Linked DNA regions of Homo sapiens: region 2 is linked to region 1. The links are chromatin contacts, found by Hi-C or POLR2A ChIA-PET in ENCODE. All regions are on one chromosome and are shown on one strand. The core of a region is the stretch at or near the end of the contact, and the rest is flanking DNA. Distances in the headings are between cores, read along the strand shown.

Region 1 (5,329 bases), core at 339-2,838:
CTGTGAACCCTGGGGAGTGTGGGATGAGGAGAGGAGCAGGAGTGAGTTCCATGCATGTTCCCAAACTCTGTGCTGAGGTGTTCTTGGAGCTGCTGTGGATTCAGAGGGGCTCTTTGAGATATTTTAAAGGCCAAAGGCAACACTCAACTTTTGTTGGGCTCCATGCAAACTACTAAGTAGTGCAGGATAGCTTGAAGACTCAATATTAGATTGCCCTACAGTTTTTTTTTTTTTTCCTTGAGATGGTGTCTCACTCTGTTGCCCAGGCTGGAGTGCAGTGGTGTGATCTTGGCTCACTGCAACCTCCGCCTCCCAGGTTTAAGAGATTCTCCTGCCTCAGCCTCCTGAGTAGCTGAGAATACAGGCACATGCCACCACGCCCAGCTAATTTTTGTATTTTTAGTAGAGATGGGGTTTCTCTACTACTACCATGTTGGTTGAGCTGGTCTCGAACTCCTGACCTCAAGTGATTCACCTGCCTTGGCCTTTCAAAGTGCTGGGATTACAGGTGTGAGCCACCACGCCTAGCCTGCCCTACATGTTTTTTGATAAAACCATATTTTTCTGAAGCTACATTTTCAGTTTTTGTCATTTGCTGTGACATAAAACACGTACCATGGGAAAATCAATATAGAATAGGAAATGAGGGCGGCAGCGTCTAATCCAATTCCAAGGTCTGAGAAGTTGCGCAGTGCTCAACAAGCACACACATCCCGTTAGTGAGAAGTTGTGGCTAAGAATGAGATAAGTTTTTTTTTCTAGTTTATATGCAATATTTTTTCTAGTGGCTACTAGTTGTTAGGACAGAAATACTTCTTACTTGGGTCTAGCTACTTAATACACAGAACAGTCAGGTATTTCTTTAGGCCTAGGGTTACTGTGAAAAAAAGCATTGAGACATTAAGGGCATGATAAACAGACAAGGTTAGAAACTCCCGGGCTAGGTGATGAGCTGTCATGAAATCTTTCTCATTTCAAGCGCACAACTTCATATTGTTGCCTTTTCATAGACCCAGGGGTGTGTGTTTCTGTGCATTTGTGGATAACCTGAAAACGTCGTCTAGATTTTGTAACTGGGAGGGTCCCCAACCTGCCTGACCATTAGGATCACCTGGGGGAACTTTGCAAAAATAGTTCCCTGGCCTCTGCCCAGGGGATTCTAATTCAGTGGGTCTGACATTTGAATCTGAGTTCAAAGATCTCTGCTCCAACTCGCATTCTTTCAGGCAGCCAGGATGGCCCAAGTGGAGCCGGCCTGCCCAGATTTGGGGGTCCTAGTTGTTATACGTTGTGCCTGGGGCCAGGCTGTGTGGCTTTTTCGGATCCCCAAGACTGGGAAGGGGCGTGGAGCACGTGTCCGTTGGAACCCTGGGGGAGGTCGGTGCTGGAAGCGCTCATCTCCACCTCCAGTCTGGGTGCGCTGCGTGAGTGACCCGAAAGGAAGATGATTCTTGCCGTAGGAAGCCCCTGCCAGGACAGTCACCACCTCCCAGGCCCAGTGGACTCGGACCCGAGCGTCCTCCGGGAGGGTTTCTGGGGCGTGGCGGCTGAGCGCGGTTCGGGGAGACGCGGCCGGGAGGTGGCAGCAGCGGCCCTCTGGCAGACACGGTGCGTGCCGGGGGGCGGGGACGCGGGCGGCTCCGGGCGGGCGTGGTCCCTCTTGCGGGCGCCTGGGCTGGTCGGGCGGATCCCGGAGAGGGGGAGCCGCGGGGACGCAGCGACAGACTCGGGGTGCTGGCAGCGGCAGCCCACGCCTCCCAGGGATTGCAGGCCTGGGCGCCGGGGTTGGACCAGTCTCCCGGGCATGGCACGCCCTGGTTATTCTGTACCCGTGATTTGTGGCGGGGCAAGACGTTAAGTTGGGTGACACCGAGGTGAGCCACGGTCCTCGGCACCAGATGAGGAACCACTGTCTCAATAAGGTGTGACATGGAAAATGTGTGTGTCTTATGTGTGACTGAAAAATACCTCCTTTGCTGACGTCTAAAATTTCACTATTAGAGATGCATTCTTTTGTCCTAAAGATTATTCTCTATTCAAGGCCCTGGGAGGGAGCAGTGCATTAGAACTTGAACTCTTTAGGGTGAGAATGATTTAATCTTATCTTTGTCGGCGAGGGAAGGGTTAGCCCTCAGTGCTCAAGACACAAAGAGGACTGAAGGCGCATTAATTGGTACTTGCTAATCAAGCCTTAGAGACCAGAGCACTCCAGGGGAATTTTACTTTGGAGAGAAATCTCATTGGCCCTGGAGCAGCCCTGTATCCACTTTGTGAATGTTTTAGAGAGGGTTAATGGGGTACTAGCACAGTGTGATTAGTTCAGTTCATTGGATTATCATTTTGTAAAAGAGGCAGCATCTTTACTAGTACTCTAATAAATTATAAAATTATTATATCCATTTCTGTTCCTTGTACCTTCTTTCTTTGAATTAAGAAAATGGTGTGGTAAGGTACAGTGAACTTTTGAGCCAGAAATTCCTGGCTTGGAGACCCCTCTCTGCCATCTGTTGACTGGCTCTGTAATTCTGGAAAACACCCTTTCTAAACTTCAGTTTTCTCATCTGTAAAATGGGAAAAATGCTGCCTACTTGGATGGTGATTGTGAGCATTAAATTAAATTCTGGAGGGAAAATATCTGGTATTTGTGTACTGATTTCAGGTCTCAGTGCTGTGTGTGTAATGGTTACCGTGAGAGCTTCCCTGCAATCCGAATTTGTGTGTCTCATTCTCAGTGACACCAGTGATGCTGTTAAACAAGGACAATCCGGTTCATGGATTGTGACAACGCACGCTGACATCAAGCAGACCCTGCCGTCAGGTACAGAGGGCACCACAGTGACCAGGAACTGCTGTCCTTTCATACCAGGTTTTAGGAGGCTTTACCAGAAGGAATGGAAAATGCTGGTGGGCAGTAAGATTGAAACAGCATCTGAGGACTGGTTCTGCACAAAACCTTAAATTCTTCAAGGACTTTGACATTTGTTTATTCTTGTAACAAATTAAAACCTATCCTGTGTGTTGGTTAGAGATCTTCAAACTGTAAATACCTTGAGGCAGGAGTGAGGTTTTTATCTTTTAAAGGACAGGCCCCTACTCTCCTACGTAATGAGTTTCTAAAAATGGATGTGAGCACCAATCAATATTTCTCTGGTTGTTAAAGTCAAGAATAAAATGGTATTTTTAAGCTCGCAACTGTGTAGGATGAATTCTGTACACTTTTATTTCCCTCTGTTCTCCTTTCCTATTTGAAAGTTTATTAGTTTGTGGACTTGGGATCGGATTATTCATGCATTATTTTTTGATGTTGTATGTCTCTTGGTTCTTGGGTATTTTTGACACATATTCTGTCTTGTAACCATAGTTAAACAATTGTTTTAGACCAACTCTCTGTGTGTAATTGGCTTCAACACTCACTGCTAGTCCTTTGACGCTCTGTTTTTTTCCATTCTTGAGTAATTTTAAGTCATCACTTGGGCAGTTGAAATATATTTTAAAGTGATTTAAAGAATATGTGAGTGGCAGACATTCTGAACTCTTTTGGTTGTCTGTCCTCAAAAACTAAAACTTATTTGTGAGTAAAATTTTCATCTAAGTGTTTTCCATATAAAAACTCTGTCAGCTACTGCTCCATTGTAGTAGACACAAAAAAGTCAGCACAATTTTCATCCCTCCCTCCCTCCCTTCTCTTCCCCTTCCCCTTCTTGCCCTCCTTCCTTCCTTCCTTCTTTCCTTCCTTCCTTCCTTCCTTCCTTCCTTCCTTCCTTCCTTCCTTTTTCTTTTGTTTCTGAATGTACAAAGAAAACACTTAAAAATTTGCTTGTAATTTAAAAACTTGTCAGGATATTTCTGGATTTGAGTGTTTCTTGGTTACTTTTACCTGGAACCTGGTGAACTGAGTCCATTCCTCTGTTTGCCCTTTCTGTACTTTTTTGGAAAGTTTTCTTTAATTATATCTTCAATTATTGTTTCTCTTTTGATTGTTCTAGATTCTTCTTCAGAAACATAACTCTTAGGCTCAATCTCTATTCCTGGTCTTCCATAGCTATCGTCTTCTTTTTAAAGTACTGTATTTTATTGAATCTAAGCTAGTATTTGTTGTAAGAAGCACTATTATTATATGTACAACTAAGGAAGAAAAAATGCTGCCAATTAAACTGTGACATAATGCCATGATTACAGTCCTGTGAAATTGGTAAGTTGCTCACACCATTCTCTCTCTTATTTTGATAGACTTCATCTATTTTGAGGGACTTGGCAGTTGCTCCTGCCTTTGGTTGCATTGTTTGGCATGTGACAGGCAATTCTTTTTGCATGAGTCTCAGTTACAAAACATAACACAGTTTCTACTTAAGGATACCTTCTTTTCTTGGGTCCTGTCAAGCACTTAGTTTAAAAAAAAAAAAAGAATTGCAGTGGTTGGTCCAATAATAGACATTTGCTTCAGTAATATCAAATTACATCCTGCTGCTTGAATTCCATGCCTTTCTGCATACATAATAACTTCTCATTTCAATGCCAAACCATAGTGTAATCTTTTAAAAGACATTTTAAATGGCAATTAAACTCACATGTAATTGCAACAATGTATACAACTCAATTAAAGTGCTAACAACATGAACAACTGAGACCAAGTTCACCCATGCCCAGGTCTTGATGACCTCACCATGGCAGCTCCCTGGCCCAGGGTGATTATAAGATGCCAGTGATTGCAAGACTTGGCCTGATTTCAGAAGTGATGATGTGGCAACACAGACATCTTAGAATTAAGGAAATAGTTTTAATTCTTGGTGCTCTTTCTTGGCATTCTGAAAGTGTTCCTCCAGTTTGCCATCTAAGATATTCCTTAGTTTTCTGCCATGTCCATTTCACTCATTTACTCCTTCCTATATGACTTTTAATTATTGTTTAATAATTTAATTTTCTTGGGAATATCTTTCTCTTGTTACAACCAGTTTCCTTTATATCTTTTCTTGGACTCCATTGGCCAAATTCTCTTTCATAAGCCTGAAGCCCCTAATATTTACCCTGAGACTGTATTCTAGTTAGTAGAATGTGAATGGAGGTGATGTGTGTGACATATAGGACTTCCCCATAAGAGCCTTTAATGAGTTGTCCTCTGTTCTCTTTCCCCTCTTCCAGCTGAGTGCCATGAGAGGACAGTGACAACCTTGGGGCCTCATGGTGAAGGTGGCAGAAACTTTGTTAGCCTGGGTGCTCAGGGTGGACAGCTGCTCTTGCCAACCGGGAACATTTGCCTTGAGCTCTTTTGTAAGTGACAGATAAGCTTTTATTGTACTTCAGCCAAGATACAAACATTGGACGTATTTGT
Region 2 (4,981 bases), core at 1,394-3,893, 66 kb after region 1:
TTAGTCATCAACTGGGTGCGGGGGTGAGGGAGGAAGAGTCAAATGGGATTGAATAGTGTTGAGTCGACTTGAGCAAAAGAGACACCATTAATGGAGGAAAAATGATATGTAAGATGGTATTACACATGGCTTTTTAAAGCATAGGGGACTGGTGGTCAGTAAAGAACTGAATGCAGTCAGAATAAGAAGATTGACTAACTTCATTGACTTTTAAAAAATATGTATATTTTTAATAGTTTTCTTCATTTAAAAGAAACATTTATTATAAGCAATTTAGAAAATTTCTCTCAGAGAAGTGAAAAGAGAGAGAAAAAATTTACCCATATTCTGATCACAGAATAACTGGCACACTGAGCAAGTGGAAATCCCCAAAGTGTAAACAAACAACTTTCAAACTGTTTTTCAAACTGTTGTTCAAGCTGGTTCAAACCTGCTCTCTGCCTGGTACTGTTTTGTTCCTTTGGTAAATCTAGGGCAGATGTCTTGACTCCTTTTTCCCCTGTCAAATAAGGGAAGTTCTCTTATAACTTTTAATCACAAAAACTCTGTCAGTGATTTAATTAATTAATTAATTTGTTATTGAGATGGAGTCTCACTCGCTCTGTCACCCAGGCTGGAGTTCAGTGGTGAGATCATGGCTGACTTCAACCTCCACCTCCTTGTTCAAGTGATTCTCCTGCCTCAGCCTCCCAAGTAGCTGGGACTACAGGTGCCTGCCACCACACCTGGCTAATTTTTGTATTGTTAGTAGAGATGGGTTTTCACCACGTAGGCCACATTGGACTTGAACTCCTGATCTCAAGTGATCCGCCTGCCTTGGCCTCCCAAAGTGCGGGATTACAGGTGTGAGCCACCGCTCCTGGCCTCTGTCAGTGATTAAAATGTCCATTCTGTGTAGAAGCAAAATTCAATATTTAAAATTTCTCTGTAACAAAGACTGACAACTGTCCACCAAAATCCATTTTCCCTTATAATAAAAGTTCTAATCTCATGGCTGGCCAGCAGACTCAATTTCCCAGTCTTCCTTGCAGTTAGAAGTGGCCGTGTGACTGAGGTCTAGCCAATGGAATGTGAACAGAGGGATAGGTTTCATTTCCAGGCCTGTCCCAGAAACACTTCCCATGTGTGCTTCTTCATACTATCTCCTCTTTCTGGTTGGCTGACATGGGAGTGATCCAGATCTCTCTATAATTTGCCACTGAAGTGTTTTTGTTTCTCAGTAGCACCTGCCTGTGATGGCTGTGCATTGATAAGTCCTCACGTAGCCTGCATGTGGGAGCTGTCTGTTAAAGATCATCAGTGTGGGACTCTAACTGCGTGGATGAAGCAAAGCCCACTGCTTTCCCTACTACCCTAACCTGGCACTTTCCTGTACTGTTATATGAGCAAGAAACAGACTTGTACTGTGTTGAGTCACTGCATGTTTGGGACTTTTTGTTACTGCAGCCTCTCACACTCTAACTGATACGCTCTCCAGCTGTGGTCTGTCAGGCTAAAAGCCTGCACTGGGAAAAGGAGGCACAATGAGCTCTCTACTATCCTGCTTGGTACCTCCTCACCCCATCCTCAATCTACTGACTTACTAACTGCAGTTTCTGAACACTGTAGGGTTGGCTGGAGCATAGAGGAAGTGGGAGAGGCAGGAAAGAGCTTACTTGGCTGGGACTGTCATGATCTTGCTGTTTTGGTGCCCCCATTGTTTTGGTAGACATTCAAAGTTGACCCTTTTTCTTGTGGGTTGCTTTTGTGGGGTGTGCTAGATATCTTTATTTGTCTCTCCATAGCCAACCTCTCATCCTCCTTCACCCTGCTTTGTTTCCTGGGCTGGTGCATGTAGAATGTATCAAAGGGCTCCCTTACCTTTCAGTGTCTGCTTGAGTTTGGTGAGTGGGGATCCCTGGCAGGAGTCTGGAGAGAGTCAGGGGAGAGAGGCTGGGGTAGTTATTCCCCTGGTTCCCTCTCTGTGGGGTCGACATCGTCTGGCTGCATCCCTCCATTGAAGGTTGCAGCTCCCAGCAGGTTCTCTGTAGACACTCCTCCCTGTACCTGGGCTCCCAGTTCTGCCCTATTAGGATGCTAAGGCTGTTATTAGCTTCAGAACACTGCACTATTCCCCCAAGGTCTTCTGCCCCACTCACAGCTTCATACATAATCTTTTTATTAATCTCTCCTCAAATGATCTAATTTGAGTGCCACCTATTCTGCTATGCCCCTAATACAGTGGGTTTTTTGAGATGCCCTCACCTGAAGCATCCAATAGTGTGCACTTCTGCTGATGTGGGTGATGCATCTGCTATGCTGCTGCTTATAATTTGTCCCTCGGCTCCTGAGCATTCTGTTATCTGTCCTTTCCAAGTGCTTCAGAGAAATGGGGGCTCAGAGATTTTCTGTGACTTGCCCAGGGCCCCAGGGTTAGTGGGTGGTTGAGCTGGTGCTCTTCTCCCTGCCATGTGCCACTTACATTACCAATCACTTTCCCAAAAACAGTTCTGCCAGGCTGTACACCAGCTAAAAAGTGAAATAATCCTATTTTTCAGCCTGAATCGAGTGCTACATGGATAAAAGAGTGAGTTGATGGAGCTGGCCTTGGGCAAGCTCATTCTTCGGCATGTGGACAAATGCCTGACAAGATGATTATGTCAGGAAGTTGCAGGAAGGAGACAGAACAAGCAATTTAGGCCTGGATTCTGCTGTGCTCTTGCCAAATGAGATAGCCAGGGACTCAGTGAGAGGAGGTGCCAGCAGGGGGCCCTCTGGGCAGGTAGGTGTGGCCAACTGGCCATGTTTGCAAACACTTCAGCTTGAGTGGAGGCTGAATCTGCCACCACCACCTCCTCCCTAGCCCTAAAAACATCGTATACTACTTGGGCATCTCTTGGCAAAGGCAGCGTTGACTCACAGCCCCTCAGCCTTAAATCCTAGAGGCAGTGTGGGATGCGGCCATTGCTCTGTTGCCTGACGCTCCCTAGAGAGCAGAGCTCTTGCCAGCCCCTCAGCCTGGGTTTTCCCCAAAGCAGATCCAAGTGGATCCAACTGAGGCAATTGCAGACATCAGGAGTTGCTCCCTCGGGGTGCCTTCTTTGACCCCACCCATGGGCTGGGTACTGCTCCTAGATGCTTTCATGAGGCCCTGTTCTTATAACCTCTCTTATTTCTTTTATTTATTTACTTATTTTTTTTTGAGATAGGATCTTACTATGTTGCCCAGGCTGGAGTGCAGTGGTAATATCACAGCTCACTGCAGCCTCAACCTCCCAGGGTTCAGGTGATCCTCCCACCACAGCCTCCTGAGTAGCTGGGACTACAGACATGCACCACCTTGCCCAGCTAATTTTTTTGTATTTTTTGTAGAGTTGGGGTTTCGCCATGTTGGCCAGGCTGGTCTCAAACTCCTGGGCTCAAGTGATCCACTCACTTTGGCCTCCCAAAGTGTTGGGACTACTGGTGTGAGCCACTGCGTCCGGCCATCCTTTATTATTTCAACAAATATTTATGAACACTGACTACTGTTGACCTTTCATATCTGTGGATTCTGCATTTGCAGATTCAACCAACCTTGGATTTAAAATATTTGGAAAAAATACAAATAAAAAATACAGTATAATAACTATTTACATAGCATTTACATGGTATTAGGTATTATAAGTAATCTAAAGATGATTTAAAGTGTAAGGGAGGATGTGCATAGGTTATATGCAAATATTACATCATTTTATGTGAGGGACTTGTGCATCCTTGGATTTTGGCATCTGTGGGGGATCCTGGAACCCATCCCCCTGGATACTGGACGGTGACTATGTGCCTAGGCCTATGCTAGAGCCTCGTTCTAAAATTTAGACTCTCTTGTAAGTAACACTTGTTATCATTGTTTTGTAATTATTTCTTTACCCCAGAAGACACCAGGTAAATCACTGGCTTAAAAAATTTAAATATTCTTATTTTTAGCTTGGCTAGAATGCTGCATGAATTTTGGGAGGCTGTGTCTTTTTGTTATTTTAAAAATATTTTATTAAAAAATCTTTGTAGCCTAGTGCCTTGTGCATTACCTACAAACAGAAGATACTCCATCCATGTTTACTAAATTAATGAATGGATGTGGCATTTGGTGTCGGCTATTGAATAAGCTGGGGCTTGGGGATTCCTTGGCAGTTGTTTTTTTTCTTTCTGTCAGGGGAGGAAAGCAAGTCTGTCAAGTGCTGTTCAATGAGATATCCAAGGCCATGGGCAGAGCTGAGCTCAGAGCTCAGAGTTCCTGGAGTGTCCACACCTCTCTCCTTTGTGCTTCTTGCAGCTCCTGTACCCCTTACCCTGGGGCAGCCAGTATGAATGCATGAGGCACATGTGGGGACTCTGCTTCTGAGTTCGGATACTGCATGCCATCACCATTATCCCTGAATGTTCCAGATGAGAACACTGAGATCCAGAGCTGCCGCCCCTCAAGGCCTCTAGGCAGAGAGGTGGAGTGGAGGCTAAGTCTGTTACCCTTCAGCCACCCAGCACTGCTATGCCAATGGGTTTACCATTTCAGTGCCTCCTCACTGGTCTAAGTGACAGACACTGACATTCACACATTCTCAGCCAGGGTGGGTGGCATCATGCCATGGATGGCACCAAATTGGGTGTTGGGGAAGTACTGCTGTGTCCCTTCCCTCCAGCTCTCCCAGCTCATTGGCCCCAGCTGTGCATGTAGCAGGGGCTCAGGAAATAGGTATGGGAATGAACGGAGTAATCTGCCTCAGGAATCTTAGAACAACACAAAAACAACCTTACCAACAGTACTTGGTCTAACACTTCATAGTCCTCTAAGTGGTTTCACTGTGTTATCTTGTTTCATGTACCTGCTCTCATTTGAAATTGTTGCAGGGTATAAGCATATAATTAAAATACCAATTAAGCCACATTCTGAAATACATCAGGCTGTGTGTGAGCATGAATTAGGAAAAAGTCAAATGACAATTCATCAATCTAGGACTCATTCCCC

The links. A loop is a pair of places that touch in the nucleus more often than their neighbours do. ChIA-PET counts read pairs that join two places held with the same protein, here RNA polymerase II (POLR2A). Pooled maps may share reads with other maps.
Region 2: a loop to region 1 is called in a map of right cardiac atrium, with 4 times the contacts of the local background. The contact joins two enhancer-like sites. A Hi-C loop is called at or near these places in 8 of 168 maps with a recorded cell type or tissue (IMR-90, MCF 10A, PC-3 and 5 more) and 13 of 50 pooled maps. POLR2A ChIA-PET finds 5 or more read pairs at or near these places in 2 of 52 experiments (AG04450 and OCI-LY7).

The regions. Positions count from the first base shown.
Region 1 is chr11:112,288,588-112,293,916 of GRCh38, forward strand. LINC02762 (long intergenic non-protein coding RNA 2762) reads left to right here. Exons shown (of 4, transcript NR_126004.1): 2 at 5,140-5,329. Among named protein-coding and RNA genes, the nearest start is that of LINC02762, 21 kb to the left of the region's middle. RefSeq lists a silencer at 1,483-1,792 and an enhancer at 1,589-2,337. Within about 2 kb of position 1,589, at least 11 of the 41 ENCODE cell types and tissues checked have a DNase peak (open chromatin) inside an H3K27ac peak, as active enhancers do.
Region 2 is chr11:112,353,120-112,358,100 of GRCh38, forward strand. The region is part of intron 2 of LINC02762 (long intergenic non-protein coding RNA 2762); the gene reads left to right. Among named protein-coding and RNA genes, the nearest start is that of LINC02762, 85 kb to the left of the region's middle. Within about 2 kb of position 2,644, at least 2 of the 41 ENCODE cell types and tissues checked have a DNase peak (open chromatin) inside an H3K27ac peak, as active enhancers do.